Linked DNA regions of Homo sapiens: all the other regions are linked to region 3. The links are chromatin loops, found by intact Hi-C in ENCODE. Cell type or tissue: CD14-positive monocyte. All regions are shown on one strand.

Evidence for each region. Peaks named below come from ENCODE experiments on the same cell type or tissue, not always from the same donor. Only the 100,000 strongest peaks of a DNase experiment are listed, where the experiment ranks them.
Region 1: a loop joins it to region 3, with 3 times the contacts of the local background. A loop is called at or near these places in 1 of 110 quality-filtered maps.
Region 2: it touches region 3 in a loop (2.2-fold over the local background); 1 of 110 quality-filtered maps calls a loop at or near these places.

The regions. Positions count from the first base shown.
Region 1 is chr9:99,432,474-99,434,973 of GRCh38, forward strand. All of the region lies in intron 2 of LOC107987011 (a long non-coding RNA gene), which reads right to left. Among named protein-coding and RNA genes, the nearest start is that of NAMA, 58 kb to the left of the region's middle. RefSeq lists enhancers at 674-1,873, 1,182-1,301, 1,312-1,391. In CD14-positive monocyte, no CTCF peak of the experiment used is centred here; a DNase peak (open chromatin) is centred at 1,288; H3K27ac peaks cover 1,636 bases.
Region 2 is chr9:99,659,105-99,661,604 of GRCh38, forward strand. The region is part of intron 3 of LOC101928438 (a long non-coding RNA gene); the gene reads right to left. Among named protein-coding and RNA genes, the nearest start is that of NR4A3, 160 kb to the right of the region's middle. In CD14-positive monocyte, no CTCF peak of the experiment used is centred here; a DNase peak (open chromatin) is centred at 1,287; H3K4me3 peaks cover 797 bases; H3K27ac peaks cover 1,598 bases.
Region 3 is chr9:99,514,334-99,516,833 of GRCh38, forward strand. No RefSeq gene overlaps it. Among named protein-coding and RNA genes, the nearest start is that of NAMA, 140 kb to the left of the region's middle. RefSeq lists an enhancer at 1,942-2,001. In CD14-positive monocyte, no CTCF peak of the experiment used is centred here; DNase peaks (open chromatin) are centred at 948 and 2,108; H3K27ac peaks cover 387 bases.

The sequences.
Region 1 (2,500 bases), 82 kb before region 3:
AGTCTTTTCCAAAGCCTTTTTTAAGGATTCATTGATGTCAGTCTACTGTTTAATTCTCTGGGCTGAGGCCATTCTATGTTGACTAAAATACCACTATGAATAGCCAACAGAAACTCAATAAAACAAAATTTGGTAGCATAAATCCTGCAAACACCCTATGGTGACACATAAACATTACTGAAAGAGAAGCAGGGGATAACATACTAAGTGTCTCATTAGAATGAGAAGAAAAAAAGATTTATTTTTGAATTTTTCCTTTTACAAAATTTAGAATCACAAATCCTTTGACTTTGAATTAAAAAAGAACTTCGAAACGATCTAGAGCAATGTCAGCTGATGACACCAGATCTGTGTTTCTAGCTTCAAGCACTCCTCTGGGCATGAGACTGGTTTATTCAGCTCATGGACACGTCAGTTGGTTGAACATGGATGCTTCCATTTCAATAGGTCAGAAATTCGATTCATCATTTCCCACCCCCCTTCTGCTTTGGGTGTTTTATTTAATTAAATCATCAGGTGCCCAGTCACCCAACCCAGGAGCCAGCAGGCCATCCTCTGTAGAATGCGGGAAGTGCGTTCCTACAGTGGACATCACCTACTGATCCTGCATCTAAAACACCTCTATGCTTCTCTCCCTCTCTCATGCTCTTGAATCCACTGCTCCTCCCACATACTGGCTTCGTTATCTCTCCCCTGCCTCTTCTGCCTTCAGTGCTTTAGGAATATATTGCCTAGCATGAAATATTCTTCTCTCTTGCCTGAATGGAAAATTCTTTGTTCTTTCAAGACCCGGTTCAAATATCACTTCCTCTCTGTGTTATTAACCTACGCTTGATCTGCACTCCCCACAAATTATTGTCAATGTCTAACATCATGGCTGTGTACATATCCTCTCTTCCACAAAACAATGTACTCTTTTTATTTTATAGTTTGGGAAACTCTGGCCCCCAAACACTAAGACTAAGTGACGTACTGAAGTTCAAGTTCACTCAGTTTGTCAACAGCAGATCCAGGACTACAAGATAACCTAGGAACAGAGCTCATCCCCATGGCCCCCCTATGATAAAATGTCCCCTGCTTTTTTAGCCATAGCAAGTATCTGCTGGGCTGAGGCCTTGGTTGTCTTTGAGAGTGAGGCTGTACCCCTCAAGGATGTGTCCTGTGTTGAGGGTAGCAGGGCCTGCCTGCAAATATCCGGGTCAGCAGGCCAGGAGAGTTCACACTGAGGGGCTGGGCAGGGGTGTTCAGGCTTTGCTCACAGGATGACTCACGGAGAGGAAGTGCCACTCAGATTTGTGAGTCACCCTCTTGGGCTCCACAGAGGCCCTGTCACGCAGGAGCCTGTCAGCTTTCATCTCCATCTCTCCAACCCCTAGGGCCAAAAGTCAAACTTGGTTTCTGCTTACTTGTTTGATTTTTAGTGGCTCCTCCAGCTCCAGAACCTTTAGCAAGCAGCTTCCTTTGAAAGTTTAAGATGGAAATCTCTAAGCTGGCCCTGTGCTTCCCCTGACAAGTGTGTAATCGATGGGAAATCTCTCACTGGAGGCTATCCTATCTGGAGTCTTGATAAAAGGCACTTTCAGAGAGGTGAAAGGCTCTTAGAGACCTTTTACAAAGAACTAAGCTGGCCTAAAATTGTCACCTTTATCCTCCCAGGTGACCATTCACTATCACCAACTCTCTGGCAGAGAAAAATGTGAGGATACAAACACAAAGAAAATCACTCCCTTAATACACACGGGGTAGAATCCTCTTTGGGTCAGACAGAAAAGCAGTGACTTGGGAGAAAATTGTGAAGGGTGGTTGGATGCTAGGAGCTGACTGGGCTGCATCTTTGAGCTTTAGTTCTACCCTTCCAAGTCTCCTGTCCTCCTTGAAGTTCTCTGCTTTTGATTTCTGTGGCCACCAGCACATATGGCCCTGTTTCTCTTGAACATACTTGAAATGGGCCAATACTTTCTAAAAGGCTTTACTAACACACTGAAGAAATGAACATAGAGAAATACCAATGGCATTGAGAACAATCCAGTTTACTCACAACTATATCTTGGGCCTAAGAATCCCAGAGCAAGCATAGGAGACCTTCATCAAGCTTTCCCAAAGCCCCTATTCAATTCCACCCTCTGCCTTGCTTCTTCTCCAACATTCCTGCCCTTCCCTCAGCCATAAGGCTTCTGGGTACCATTTTGTTTTCTGGCACCTGGAAGATAGTATGAAGGATCCTCTTGTTCAAACCAAATCAGAGGAGGGAAGACCAGTGAACAGATAATTGAACGCTGAATTAAAGCAGTGCAGGTGGAGCGAGGCAGCAGTATAAAGACAAAATAAACATTTAGGAGTTGGAATAGATGGAATCTGGGGACCTGTTAGACCTGGAGTGGAAAGATTGAATCTTTTTTTTTCTTGTTTTATAAGTTATCTGTCAAACTCAAGCTGGGATTTCCAATACCATTTGGATGTTGGAAATAGTATTGCTAAAAAACAAATTAACATCAGAAAC
Region 2 (2,500 bases), 140 kb after region 3:
TTGTTCCTTTGGCTTAGCCTGTCCTTCGTATACTACTTCCACCTGGAAATAATCTTCCCATCATTTAAGATCTACTTTGTGTTATCTTTTCTTCATCAGTCTTTCCCAGCAGGTTGCTTCCTCCTTCTTCCTTGCCAACCATGTTAATTTGTACATTCTTCTTGTTATTGCACTTGTACTGTTTACAGACCTGCCTTTGTCATCAGATTAGGAATCCCTTGAGGTCAAATAATGAATTAAATTCACCCTTGAACCTCCAGCATCAAGTACAGTGGTTGGTGCATAGTAAGCACTCACTATATATTTGAACAGCGAAGAACTTAATAAATCCAACTTGAGATAAGTTACCACCCATCAAGTTTTGTGGGATTCTAAATACCCTAATAAACCATGAAGGCACTCAACATTCTCAGAAATGAAAATGAATGAAAAAAAAAGAATTTTTCAGTCTTTTGTTTGACAAAATGTTGCTTATATAGACATTATATCTAAACAATAAGCTCCATACCCTAGCCACGCTCAGAGATATCTGCGCAACCTGACACCTCTCCTATAATTCTTCTTTCTACTCACAAAGAAAAAAACAGAATGTTTGAAGCCATTTCTCTATTCTCAGAAAATATACCCCATGTATGTCTTCTCTAATTCCTATATATTACAAGGTCAATTAATTATAGATCCACAGAGCTGGAATTATCAGAGACCTTTTGTACTCATCATTTTATAGACAGAATAACTGGGCCTAAAGAGGTGAAATCACTTCCCCAAGGCCATAAAGCAAATCAGCAGCAGCACTAACCTAAGTCTGTTGCTTCCTAATCATCTTACCAAATATTCCCACAGAGATAAAAATTAATTCTCCCACCCACACATAAGCCTTGCAACCACCGGTTCACTTACAAATTATTCCAGGATAATTGTTAATAATTATTACTAAACATGAACAGATTTGGATACTAAATTGTAACAGATAAACCTGCACACACAAGTACTGCTACTAGTACAAAACTCCATGACACAGTTGACCAGTGTCCAACTTAATCGATAGGATCCTTTGGTTTGTTTGTGTCGTATGTGTGTGCACATGTGTGTATGTAATTTTCCCCCCAATTTCTATTAGCACTGTACAAAAAAAGGAAGTTGAAAGTGAGAAGTCTTCTATTGTTGCACAGACATGTGACTCTTGTCTAAATGGCATTAAAATTGTTCAGACATTGAAATGAAAGCAAATGTGCCTGTACCCATCACATTACGTAGGAAAACCAATGTAGGCTGAGTTGCATGTCACCAAATGCCCCACATGTGACAAACAGAGAAAGTGACATAATCCAAGTATTCAGCAAAAGCAGCCCACAGTAACAAATGCATCATTTCTGAAGAGGAAGAGAGAGCAGATGGCTCAGCAAGCAACTGTGGAACAGCCAGCTTCCCCCTCCGCACCTCCAAAACCAAATTGCCTCCCAGTATCTCATCCTAGGCACTGCAGAAACTCAGAGGCAAAACGCTTAAGCACCACAGTAGCAGCGGCCAGGGCAGGAGTCTCAGGTCATGGTGCCCTGAGCTTGGACCCAGATGACCTGAGTTCACAGCAAGATTCTGCTTCTCGCTTTCTATGTTACCTTAAACAAGTTACTTAATTTCTTTAAATTTTATTTCCTCATCTATGTTATATAGGATCAGTAAGACTCCATAATATTCTAGGACATATTGACACGAAAGTGCTTCATGAACTACAAAGTACTCAACAAATGTTAAACTTCATTAATTAAAATGTACCGATTGGTTAGAACTAATACAAGCCAATCTGAAACCTAATAACATATATCATACACAGTGTATGGAGAGCCCTAGCCCTAGTTGATCACGGCTTCACAGATGCTTTTTAAGAGTGGTCAGCGAATTGTGGTTCTCTCTGCTAAAAAGTCACCATGACTATCCTTCTATCTTAAGGGTGGGATAAATCTATTCCATTCATTCCTCATTCAACAGTGGATGCTCAACATGTATTGAACATCCACTGTAAGCCATGCACTAGCTAAGTGACAAAAGATATAGTAGCTGAGGCGTTTTGGATGCTAATTTCTCTTAAAGATAATTATCTCTTTTTCTTTTATTGTTATTGCTTAAAGGGCAAACACCATGGAAAACAAAATAAATATTTAACTACATCAAGAAAGACTAGAGTCAGATATTTCTGGATTATTTGTTGCATCAGCCTAAGAAATAATAATGGCTTATATTGCTAGTACTTAAAAAAAAAAGCTACCATAGGTGTTAACTGACTTAATTATCATACTAGCTGTATGAAAAAGGAATGATTTCCCACTCTTATGAAGCCTAAATGCAAATCTGAGTCTAAAACACTCTCCACTATACCATATTGTCTCTCACTTTAACACCAAGGGTTATCAAGGTGGGAAAAGAAAAGTATCTTCTGGCAAGATAAATCATAATTGTTTTCAATACTCTAGTGTACATTGTTGAGGCAGAGAGATTCCAG
Region 3 (2,500 bases):
ACGCATTTCACAGGCATCACCAATAACCAAAGTTATTCTTCTCTCCAGAGCATGCTGAGAGAGAAAGCTCTTTTACTGAAGATAGTTTCTTTGACATTCACACTCCAACAAGGATAGTCTCTTCTGGGCCTAATTTGACTTCTTTATGTGCCAAGAGGAAACTTTCTCTCTGAAGGGCAGGCACACAGATATCTGAAGAGGTCTTTAGGAGGCACTTTATAATTTCCTTGAATTTGCTAGAATGTTTGGAGAATAATGTGTATTGATTAGCTGTCTCTTTCGAAATGCTTAAAGTTCTCCTACCCTTTGATTTTTTAAGAGGAATTAACAGTGAATAAGCAAAAAAAAAAAAAAAAAAAAGAAGAAGAAGAAGAATATACCAACTCACTCACTCATGTTTTCTAACTAAAAGGAGTGTGGCCTAAAGACCATTATATGTAACAGGGTCCATGCTAGGACACTGAAAGCTAAGCAGCTCTTTCTGATAAATTTGAAATTGGGGCCGGGCGCGGTGGCTCACGCCTGTAATCCCAGCACTTTGGGAGGCCGAGGCGGGTGGATCACCTGAGGTCTGGAGTTCGAGATCTGTCTCACCAACATGGTGAAACTTCGTTTCTACTGAAAATACAAAATTAGCCAGGTGTGGTGATGCATGCCTGTAATCCCAACTACAACTACTCGGGAGGCCGAGGCAGGAGAATTGCTTGAATCCGGGAGGCAGAGGTCGCAGTGAGCCGAAGTCATGCCATTGCACTCCTTCCTGGGCAACAAGAGTGAGACTCCATCTCAAAATAAATAAATAAAAATAAAATAAAATAAAATAAATTTGAAATTGGGGACATGGAAATAAGAGAGGTGGCAGTGACTCCTTGAGACTGTGTCATAAGCTGACTCTGACACTAAGAAAGACAGTATGACTAGACAGTGACCCCAGGAGTCTAGGGCTGAGATCAGGAACACATGACGCTGAGCTGCCCAGCAGGAAGGGAAGTAGAGCTCTAATGATACCACAGCTGTGCCATTTAACACACACTACTAGCTGTGACACTCCTAGGCCAATTCTAGTAGATAATTCTGCTTCCAACAAATAACCTGAAACAAAAATAATAATAAAAAAATTAAACCTATGCTCAATGATGTGATAGCAACATTAGCACATCCAAATTTTTTTTTAACTACAGGGTCCTATATTCTGGGCCTCTCAACCTTTTTCCTTGCAGCCCCAGGCCTTACCTGGTCATCCCAGGACACTGACATTTTGGATACTGAGGACCCATCGATATGCCATGGCTGGGAAGCTTTGCTGGTGGAAAGAACACTGGATTTAGAAACAGAAGACCTGAGCTCCATTTCTGATTGCTGTTACTAGCTGTGTAACTTTGCACAAATCACTTAAATTTTTGGGTCCTGTTGTTGCATCTATGAAATGCAAATTCTAAAAAATTCAAAGGACTAATCTTATGAAGAAGGCAGTATCATCCGCCATGCTACAGGTGAGAAAACTGTGGCCATGGAATTAATAAGGAAAAAAACACCAAGACAATGTAAGAGTCCACAGATTACGCTGCTAGTGTCTCTACACCATGATTTCTTGAGATAGTCTCAAGTGAGGAGGAAAAGGAGTACTCCAGAGCTTCTCAGAGCTGTGAGAAGCCCAGGCAGGGGTGTGAGTAGAGAGGGAAGAGAATGGCAATGGAGTACTGCTTAGCTATTTAACTCACTCACTCTAAATAGCTTAGCTACTTAGCCCACTCACTCTCACATCCTTCGGATTCACCCTAATAGCATCTAATGGGACAGAAGGCAGGTTCCTAAATCCCTGAGGGCTTCTGCAAGTGGGCATGCTTCATGAGCAGAACAAAAGGCTTGGTGTCCATTCAAGGGCGCCTTTGCTTCTCCATTAAATTCCTTTGACATTCGATGCACTGTGCGTTAATTAATTAATTAACGCACAGTGCATCAAAAGTTTCACATTAAACTTCCTCCGTTCAGCTCAGTTTTGAGGCCAAGGAGGCAAAAAATAACAGCTCCTGAAACCATTTTCTTTTTTTCAAGGTGCTTTTTGAGGAAGTTCACTTCACAACAAAGGAAGTAAAACAGAACCTTTGTCATGATCTTCTTTCCAGCTTTCCTGTAACCTTTGGGTCCAACCTCAGTGCCAGCCCTGCCCCCACCCCCACTCCTCTGACAGGTCTCTGTGACTGCCTCACCTCCTCTGGGAAGCCTTCCCTGACTACCACCACAGTGTCAGTGAGCTTCTCCACTCTTTCCATCCAAAGCACTGCAGCCTTTCCTCTGCAACACATCACATGCTTGTGCATGCTTTGGCTTCGTACTTATTGACTAAGTGCCTGCCTTCCCATGAGATTCTGAGCTTCATGAACACAGTGGCTGTATCTGTTTGGTTCACTGCTGAGCTCACAGAGCCTAGGTCAGTGCCTGGCATATGTGTTGGTCAAATCCCCCTGTTTGTTAGTTTTTCCTTCCTCTCCCCAACATC